Regions from separate parts of the Homo sapiens genome. Here region 1 is linked to region 2. A link is a loop called in an ENCODE intact Hi-C map of the cell type or tissue named here. Cell type or tissue: heart right ventricle. All regions are shown on one strand. Each heading gives the region's core, and the rest is flanking DNA. Links, peaks and the distances in the headings are about the cores only. Region 1 overlaps LOC107986279 (a long non-coding RNA gene). Region 2 has its middle 300 kb from the start of USP46.

Evidence for each region. Hi-C counts contacts between places; a loop is a spot of excess contacts. Peaks named below come from ENCODE experiments on the same cell type or tissue, not always from the same donor. Only the 100,000 strongest peaks of a DNase experiment are listed, where the experiment ranks them.
Region 1: it touches region 2 in a loop (2.3-fold over the local background); 1 of 110 quality-filtered maps calls a loop at or near these places.

What each region holds. Positions count from the first base shown.
Region 1 is chr4:52,302,759-52,308,149 of GRCh38, reverse strand. The region is part of intron 1 of LOC107986279 (a long non-coding RNA gene); the gene reads right to left. Among named protein-coding and RNA genes, the nearest start is that of SPATA18, 250 kb to the right of the region's middle. In heart right ventricle, for the core only: no CTCF peak of the experiment used is centred there; no DNase peak of the experiment used is centred there.
Region 2 is chr4:52,355,850-52,361,240 of GRCh38, reverse strand. No RefSeq gene overlaps it. Among named protein-coding and RNA genes, the nearest start is that of USP46, 300 kb to the left of the region's middle. In heart right ventricle, for the core only: no CTCF peak of the experiment used is centred there; a DNase peak (open chromatin) is centred at 2,142.

The DNA.
Region 1 (5,391 bases), core at 87-5,086, 53 kb after region 2:
CTTGTCCCTGGGAGGTTGAGGCTACAGTGAGCCATTATTGCACCACTGCACTCTAGCCTGGGTCACAGAGTGAAACTGTGCTTAAAAAAAACCCCAAAAACCAAAAACCTCAATCACATTTACAGTACAAACACACACACACACACACACACACACACACACACACACCCCTAGGAATGCATTTAACTAAGGAGATAAAAGATCTCTCCAAGGAGAACTACAAAATACTGATGAAGGAAATTATGGATGACACAAACGAATGGAAAAACATTCCATGCTCATGGATTGGAAGAATTGATACTGTTAAAATGATCATACTGCACAAAGAAATCTACAGATTCAATATAATTCCTATCCAATTGCCAATGTCATTCTTCACAGAGTTAGAAAAACAATCCCAAAGTTCATATGGAACCAAAAAAAGAACCTGAATAGCCAAAGCAATCCTAAGCAAAAAGAATGAAGCTGGAGGCATCACATTCTCTAACTTCAAATTATAATACAAGGCTATAGTAACTAAAACAGCATGGTACTGGTACAAAGACAAACACATAGATCAATGGAATAGAATAGAGAACCTCATAAAAAAGCCACATTCCTAGAACCAGCTGGTCTTCAACAAAGTCAACAAAAACATGCACCCATGTTTTTCAATACACGGTGCTGGGAAAATTGACTACCCATATGCAGAAACTGAACTCATATTTCTCAACATATACAAAAATTAACTCAAGAAGGATTAGAGATTTAAATAAGACCTGAAACTATAGAAGTCCTAGAAAAAAAACCTAGAAAAAAACTCTTCTGGACATTGGTTCAGGCAAAGCATTTATGACTGATATCCCAAAGCAAATGCAACAAAAACAAAAATAGACAAATGGGACTTAAACTAAAAAGCTTCTGCACAGCAAAATAAATAGTCAACAGAGTGAACAGACAACCTGCAGAATGGGAGAAAATATTTATAAATTATGCCTCTGACAAGAGACTAATATCCAGAATCTACAAGGAACTCAAAAATTCAACAAGAAAGAAACAAATAGCCTCATTAAAAGGTAGGCTAAGGACATAAACATTTCTCAAAAGAAAATCTGTAAGTTACCAACAAACATATGAAAACAATGCTCAACATCACTAATCATTAGAGAAATACAAATTAAAACCACAGTGAGATATCATCTTACATCAAGCAGAATGGATTATTGAAGAGTAAAAAAAAATAACAGATGTTCGCATGGATGCAGGAAAAGAAAATGCATATACACTGTTGATGGGAGTGTAAATTAGTACAATGTCTATGGAAAACGGTGTGAAGATTTCTCAAAGGATTAAAAATAGAACTATCATTCAACCCAGAAATCCCACTACTGGGTATATGCCAAAGGAAAAGAAACCATTTTTTAAAGAGGATACCTGCACTTGTATGTTTACCACAGCAATATTCATAATAGTAAAGTGATGAAATCAACCTAAGGTGTCTATCAACCGTTTATTGGATAAAGAAAATGTGGGATATATAAACCATGGAATGCTATGCAGCCATAAAAAGAATGAAATCATGTAATTTGCAGCAACATGGATGGAGTTGGAGCCCATTATCTTAAGTGAAATAACTCGGAAACAGAAAATCAAATACTGCATGTTCTCACTTACTAGGCAGAAGTTAAACAATGGGTACACATGGGCATAAAGATGGAAATAATAGGCACAGGGGACTTCAAAAGGGAACAGAATGGAAGTGGGGTGATGGTTGGAAAATTATCTATTGGGAACAATGTTTACTATTTGAGTGATGGGTACACTAGAAACCCAAACCTCACCATTATGCAATATATTCATGTAACACACCTCCATACGAACCCCCTGAATCTTAAAAAAAAGATGATCCCAATATCTGCCTCCTTGTATTCATGCCCTTGTGTATTCCCATCCTGCCCTCAATGGGTTGGAACTGTACAAACACTAGGATATCATAGAACTCATTATGTGAAAATTTCAGTGCTCAAACATTAAAGACATTGTGACTTTAGTCTTGGTCTTCCTATGTCACACACTCTGAAAGAAGCTAGCTGTCAGGTCATGACACTCAAGCAGCCCTATGGAGAGGGCTGCATGACAACCAATCATGGTGAACCAGCAACACAGACTTGCCAGCTATTTACATGAAACATCTTGGAATTGGATACTTTAGTTTCAGTCAAGCTTTCAGATGACTACCACCCTACTAGCTAACACCTCGATTAAAACTTCATGAGTTACTCAAGGTAACACCACCCAGCTAAACTATTCCCAGGATCCTGACTCTCAGAAATTAAAAATAATTGTTGCTTTATGCCTCTAAGTTTTGGGACAATTTGTTACATGGCAATATAGATGTTAGTACCTGAACACTGGGTGCTACCATAACAAAAACTTAAACTGTGGGAGTAGCTTTGGAATCCAGCAGTGGGTGGAAGTAGAAAGAACTTTTAAGAAAGTGTGTTAGTGAAAGCGTAAGGTGTTTTGACTGTTAGCAGAAGCCCAATGGCTTTCAAAGAGGTACTGGTGAAGACTCAACAAGAAAATGGTATGGGAAGTTAGAGGACAGAGGATCATCTTTGCATATAGGGACAGAAAGTTTAGCAACACTAAACTGTGCTAATGTATCTGTCACCCAGGCTGGAGTACAGTGGTGGAATCATAGCTCACCGTAACCTCGAACTCCTAAGCTCAAGTGACCTTCCCGCCTTGGCCTCCCAAAGTGCTACGACTATAGGTGTGAGCCATCATGCCTGGCTGATAATGTAGAAAGCAGAAAATGTGCCTAATGGGCTAGGTTTCCTAGTTAAGACAGATTTGCAAGCAGAGTGTTGAAAGTGACTCCCGATTTCTTCTTCCTGCTTACATTAAAAAGCAAGAGGAAAGAGATAAGATTAAAGAAGGACTTTTAAACAAAAGGAGCCTGGACTTGGAGGTTCTGAAAATTCTCAGCTTCTTCTAATGGCAAAGGATGATAAGATTAAGAAATGGCTTTGTGACAAACATCAAATCTTTTGCAGCAATCTTTAATTTGTTACACAATGTAAACTTTCCATGACATTCAGAATAAAGCCTCTAATGGTTTTATTTTTTAAATTAATTAATTTCTTTTATCATAGTCTTTCAAATTCTCCTTTATCTACCTATCCAGCCAGCCAACTCCAGCACCACACTCTTCTCTCCTTATCAGGCTCCAGCCAGGCAGAATTTTTCTTTCATTCTTGAACACACCAAGCTCTCCTCCATTGAAGTAGCTTTGTAGATTTAATTCTCTCCATTTCAAATGCTCTTCCCCTAACATTTTCATGGCTTGCTTTTTCTTGTCATTCAATCCTTCTATTTGTATTGAGTCAAATGTAGTTAGATTAAATACAAAGGGAAGGATTGAATGGACAAGGAGTTCTTCTAAGGGGGTGACATTTTAGCTGTGATCTGGATGCCAGAAAGAGCTATTAGTATTATTCAATAGCAGGCATTATTTTTGATTTATTGAATTTTCAATATTTTAATTGTCTCTCTTTCCTATTGGAAATGTCAACTCCATGAGAGTAAGGAGCTTGTCTTTCTTGAAAGACTGTATCATCAGTACTCAGTATATCCTCAGTACTCAGTACTCACTGAGGATACTCAAAATAGTCCTCAGCACACAGTAGGAACCAATCAATATCTGTTGAATGAACAAATAAATGAATAAATGAATGCCTAGTTTAGGTAACTGGGGCTAAGACAGGTTAAATAACTTACTTAAGGCCACATAATCTTATTTTTTCTGAAATATATATACTTCAAACTTGATCTGCATATCTCTGAGGGAATTTGTCATATATCCAAATGATAATAATAAAATAAGCATAACTTCCTTATTTTTAATAGGTATTAAGAAATTTAAAATGCAATTTATAATATTTTCTATCAATGGGATCAGATTTCTCATCTCCTGAAATGACATACTATAGCTTTTCTGCCTTAACAAATATTTTGTTAGAATTCCCCGAGTACTTTGATAAATATATAGGGCAATTCAAAGTTTAGGTCATATTTTAAGACGTTTAAAATGTAGGCATGCATTGTGGATTCTTGATATGTATAGCCTTACTATAATTATTAGTTATATATATATATATAGTTTTACTACAATTATTGACTGGATAATTGTCAAACATTTTATACTTAACACACACAGGAACAATAATATTTTATTTTGTTTTATTTTATTTTTATTTTTTTTTTTTGAGACAGAGTCTTGCTCTGTTGCCAGGCTGGAGTGCAGTGGCATGATCTCGGCTCACTACAACCTCTGCCTCATGGCTGGGTTCAAGTGATTTTCCTGCCTCAGCCTCCTGAGTAACTGGGACTACAGGCACACGCCACCATGCCCAGCTAATTTTTGTATTTTTAGTAGATATGGGGTTTCACCATGCTGGCCAGGATGATCTTGATCTCTTGACCTCATGATCCACCTGCCTCAGCTTCCCAAAGTGCTAAGATTACAGGCATGAGCCACCATGCCCAGCCAACAACATTTTAAAGACAGGCTGTGAGACATTTTAAAAGGAGAAGTTGCCACATAATTATAGTAACAGAAACTATTAGTGAATTTGGGAAGTTATTGTCCAGCAACGTCTCTAGGCAGGTGCACTCTTAAACCATCATTAGATGATATAAATCCATCTGTAGTTGGAAGGATGAAGAACAAGCTTCAGCTTCCATAATTATCTCAGTCAGGAGTACTTATGAAATACACCTTTCATCAGGCCTCTGGACACTAATGGGGTCATGTTAAAACGGTTTCTTAAATTTTGTTATTTCAGAGCCCTATCTACAAACCTTCAGAACTTCAACACCACCCTTAAAGTTGTCCCAAATATTTCAGGTAATGCAGGGCTGTGTCCCATGTACCCAACTGTGGCCTGTGAGCCCTCCGGAACGTGCCACTGTGGTTCTACCCTCCATGGGAGCATCACTTTCCCACTTTAGAGTGTAACTTCCACTGCTCACCAAACAGTAAATCCTGCCCCCCACCCCATTACAATCCTCCTCCAGGCTCTGGCGCTTCCTGAGCTGGGGCCTTACGGAATTCCTCAAAGCAATGGCAGCATGCCCCTTCCCTCATTTCCCATTCAGCTATTATATGTGGATCCCAAAATGGCCCAGAAATTACTCCAGAGAAATATCTTCTAGATTTTTTTGTCTTCTCTGTTCCCAGGGTATAGGCCTGGGGCACACATACTAAGCTGGCTTCTCACCCCAGGTACCCACAGAAACTGCACACAGGGTGAATGTTGGAAGGGTGAGCGTTTAGAGTCCCCATGTACTCTGGCTCAGCTTAGGACTACTGGTCATCAGAGAAATGTAAATGAAAACCACAATGAG
Region 2 (5,391 bases), core at 85-5,084:
GCGAGAACAATTAAAATCTACTTTCTTAGCAATTTTCAAGTATATGATATATTGTTATTAACTGTAGTCACCACATTGTGCAATGGATCTCTAGAACTCATTCTGCTTGTCTAACTCAAATTTTGTATCCCTTGACCAACATCTACATCTTCCTAGCCACTGCCACCCCCAGTCTCTGGTAACCACCATTCTGCTCTCTGTTTCAGTGAGTTCAACTTTTTTACGCTGCATATATAAGTGAGATCATGTGGTTTTGTCTGTCTGTGCCTAACAGAGATGACTTTCTGTGTCATGATTTTTCCTAGGCTCAGCCATGCTTCTGGTCCAGGTCTTTTCCACAAATACCATACTTCCCCACCACCACCACACCTTAAAAACTTTAACAAGGCCACCTGTTTTACAAAGAGACAGCTCCAGGCCAGCTCTGTCATGAACTCCTGAGTGGATGGTGGGCAAGTTATTGACCATCTTAAGTCCCTTGCAGTTCTAGCTCACCGTGATTCAGAAGAGAGAAAGGGAACTTGGTTTCTGAAAAATGTTGGCCATGTATTCAAAGGTAGATCAGAGAGGCAGGTTACCTTAATGTAGAGTTGCCAAACATTACATGGGATACGCTTATACTGAAAAAAACTCTTCATTGTTTATCTGCAGTTTAAATCTAGCTGATCATCTCATATTTTAATTTACTAAATCTGGCAACCCTACCTTAATAGTTATAAGTGTAGTTAGACTGTAGATCGGGAGTCAGCAAAGGTTTAGTGTAAAAAGACCAGATAACAAATATTTTCAAATTTGCCATTTTAATGCAAAAGCAGCCAGATGATACATAAATGATTGGGAATAACCTTGGTTCAATAAAGCTTTATTTACAAAGCCAGGTGGCAGGCCCTCATTTGCTGACCCCTTCTCTAGAGCTAAACTACCTAGGTTTAAGTCAACTCTGTCATTTATGAGATACAGGAAATTAAGCATGTCACTTAATCTCTTTGTGCCTCAGTCTCCTCATCTATAATATGGGTCATATTCATAATGTACCTGCCTTCTAGGGCATAAAATGGTGTCTTATATATGAAGTGTTCAAAGCATGCAGTAAGTGCTATGAAAAAACAATGCATGCCATTTTGTGTTGTAGGATTCAAGTATCTCAACAGAGTGGCCAGAATAATCATAGTTAACATTCATATAGCACTTACCCTCTGCCTAGGCACTTTACGTATGTTAACTCATTTAATCCTCAGGATACCCTAGGCTATAGGTAAGATATCACCATCAACATCATCATCATCCCCATTTACAAATGAGCCAACTGTGGCCCAGAGAGTTAAGTGGTTTGCCCAAGGTCACCTGACTGGTGAGTAGCCCTGTTGGGGTCTGAACCCTTGTAGTCTAGCACCAGAGACTATTCATTCACCCCTACCCTAGAGGGAAGAGATATGAGGGCAACAGGAAGATTAGAAAATGTCATGTTAAGTGTTTGCAGTGATACTTGTCAATAAGTTGAATATAATCTATTTTCGAGGAACACATAGTCTTCATTTTGAGGGTTTGTTTCCTGTTGTTCTTCTTCAGTTCTGAGGACAACGATCCCCATCTGTGGTGCCCCACTGAATTCATACTGATCCACGTGCAGACCCTCCAATCCTGGAAACATGTTGGTATCTTAAATTTCTGGGGTATGAACTCTTTTCCTTTCTTTCCTCTTCCCCTGGGTTTTTCTCCTGTTTCTTCCACCTTCCTGCTCCTCCCCACCTTCTTCTTCCCAAACTTCTTTCCTCTCGTCCTTCTCTACAACTTATTCAGGCCTGAAAAGAAGCCAGGGAAAAGATATTTGCTTTGGGCGAAGAAAAGAAAAATAAAAGATGAACTAGCCAAGTCAAAGAATAACTCCGATTTTCTACAAAGGGCTACTTAATGGAAAGGCTGTGACTTAACAGTGCTTTATACTCTCTGTGCTCTTTAGGAAAAACAAAGTTGATATAAACAGCTGGAGACTGTAACTTGAAAAACCAAGAAAGTAAGATGAATAAAACTTCCTGTTTTCCTCTCCTACCCTGGCCTACAGGGGGTTGGCCTATAAGGCTTCCTTCCAAACCAGATGTTCCATTCCCAAAGCTCCCTTCAGAATCTCTGCCTATCAGTTATTCTTTACACAACACCACCAGACCTTAGATTTAATTACCATGAGCATGCTTCAGCCAAGCGCCTGCTGGGACACAGGCCCTCTTAGGAGAAGGAAGTGAAATATGGTCAGCATATGACATGAGCTCAAGGAGGTAAACACTCTACTATCATTGTCTAAATTAAGGCAACATTAACAGAGCTCCTCTTACAGGCCATGTACTGTGGTAAGACTCTCATCTGATCTGCACCATTAGGTAGATACTATTACTGTCCCTATTTTATAGCTGGAAATCTGGCCTTGGAGAGCTGAATTAATAAATTCGTGACCCTGAAAAGGCCCCCTCAGCTCACCCAGTAAGACACCTCCACCTCTTCTCTCAATCCTGCCTTGTTTAGAAAACATGAATGTATGGAAAAGAAACACAATGATAGAGAAGCCGTGTTCTCTAGGAAGGAGATATTGCCTGCATCACCTCGACTCCTGCCTGGGTTGCTGGGCGGGCTGCTTTTCTCCTTGGCCGCTCATCCTCTTTGGAGACATGCTGTCATCGATTTTAAAGGTCTGTCTGCATCCTCCGTGGTCACGCCCAGCTGATGGACCCCAGGACACACTGCCAGTAATAATGCAGACTTTCTCCAGCCCCTGCTCAGCCTCTTCCCAGCGTCTCTGGCTAAGCTCTTCTTGAATATGTAGCCTAGTGCAGGGGGTACATATCATCCTCATTGTAAAATGCTTAAGTGCTCGAACAGATCTTAAACATTAGTTTCAAGCATGAAACTCGTCTATATTTCGCCTTTTCATGCTGAGGGAAAATCTGCCAATAGGATTCGTGATGGGGCTGTTATTAACAGTCTCTTCCCTGCACAACAGGGCACGCTGTACTTTAGGGTGAAGCAGATTTTTGCCCGTTGGGTAATTATTAACAGCTAACAATACCTATTAATTGAAAATGTGTTTGCTTGTTTGTTTTGTGAGATCATCAAAATTTTACATAATTTTCTTTTTTTTTTCTTTTTCTTTTTTCTTTTTTTTTTCTTTGAGACAGAGTCTTGCTTTGTCGCCCAGGCTGGAGTGCAGTGGCATGATCTCGGCCCACTACAACCTCTGCCTCCCAGGTTCAAGCAGTTCTCCCACCTCAGCCTCCTGAATAGCTGGGATTACAGGCGCGCACCACTACGCCTGGCTAATTTTCGTATTTTTAGTAGATATGGGGTTTCGCTATGTTGGCCAGGCTGGTCTTGAACTCCTGACCTCCGGTGATCTGCCCTCCTCAGCCTCCCAAAGTGCTGGGATTAGAGACGTGAGCCACCTGGCCTGGCCCATAATTTTCTAATTGTAAAGAATAACAGGGTTAGCTTTCCAACCAGTTAATGAGTACCCAGCAGTGGACTTCAGGGCTTTATTGGTTGGCCCCATGTCAGGTGCAGCTTTGAGCCCTCCCTCTCTACAGGTTACCACATGTCCCAGTAGTGAGAAGAATATGGTCACTTTGTAGCTGCCCCTCCAACTTCTGCATCATGTTTTTCGAGGAAAAGAAATTAAAAGCCTTTCTCACAAAGTTTAGGAACCCCAAGTGTAGCTTCATTTCTTCTTTTTAGGCAAAAGTACTGTAGGCCCGTGTCTCATGTTCAAAACCTGGGAAATAGTGATGTAAATGAAAAGACAAAGATAAACAAAACAGATTTCTTAACTGTCGAAATTCTCTGTGTTATTAATATCCTGTTGTCACTCTGAATCTTCAAGAAGGAAATGAAATGTATAGAGTTTCCTAAACTTTCTTGACCTCAGAATACCTGGGAACCTCTTGTGGTATTATTGTTCCATAGACACTGCTTTAGTCTGTTCATGCTGCTATAATAAAATACCACAGACTGGGTAATTTATAAACAAAAGAAACTTATTTCTCATAGTCCTGGAATCTGAGCAGTCCAAGATCAAGGTGGTGGCTGGTGAGGGCCCTGTCTCTCTGCTTCCAAGATGGCATCTTGTGGCTGGATCCTCAGGAGGGAAGGGATGCCGTGTCCTCACATGGCAGAGGGGTGGAAGGAAAAGAGAGGGAAGACGGTCTCTGAAGCCTCTTTTATAAGTGCTTTAATTCATTCCACAAAGGCCCTGTCTCTTAATACCACCTGATAAGGTTTGACTGTGTCTCCACGCAAATCTCTTCTTTAACTGTAGTTCCCATAATTCCCACGTGTCATGGGAGGGACCCAGTGGGAGGTAAGTGAATCATTGGACGGGCCTTTCCTGTGCTGTCCTCATGATATTGAATAAGTCTCATGAGATCTGATGGTTTTATAAAGGAGAGTTTCCCTACACAAGCTCTCTTTCCTGTCACCACATAAGATGTTCCTTTACTCTTCCTTCGTCTTCTGCCATGATTGTGAGGCCTCCCCAGCCATCTGGAAGAGTGAGTCCATTAAACCTCTTTCTTTTATAAATTACCCAATCTTGGGTATGTCTTTATTAGCAGTATAAGGACAGACTAATACACCACCACAGTGGGGATTAAGTTACAACAGGAATTTCGGAGAGAATATACATTTAAAACTGTAGCAGACACATTTTGGGAAATCAGAAAGTAGCCATAGTGGCCACCATGAATTAAGAACATATGAATCTAGGTCCAATGCTGGGTGTTCTGCATACATATTCTGATTTAATATTAACCACATCCTAAAAGACAGGTCTTATGATCACAAGGCTTAGAGAACTTCAATAACTTGCTCAGGGACACATAGACTGACATGGTAATGCAAGGGCTGGTACCAAATGTTCTGATCAAATGTTTTGAATCTTCTGTTCTTCTTTTTCCTTTAGAACCTTTTTTTAAAGATACATTTTAAACATAGAAGGGAATAAAGACCCACATGACAAACATTCATCTTTCTACCATGCAAAATTAGTAAGTTTTAAGTTTAGTCAGATTTGGTTCTAGTCTTTCTTTCTTTTTTAAAATAAATAAAATATTACAGATAAGTCATATTTGCTTCTTGTCAAGCTGCTTCCCTGTTATAAATGAACCCCAATTCGAGGGGTGGAGGAAGGGAGCAAAGTTGTAAAGTGCAACAGCCCAGGCTCTTTTTCGGCTTCTCTTTTGCCAAATGCAAACAAATATTTTCTCCTATTTCTTGTTTCCTCACTGCTGTCTTGAGTTCCCTTCTAAATTTGAGGCACAAAGAGAAATATTTTAAAACAATGCAATACACAAACCTGAGGTGAGTCATCAACACATTGGTCTACAATTAAGAAAGAAGACAGCACTGGGG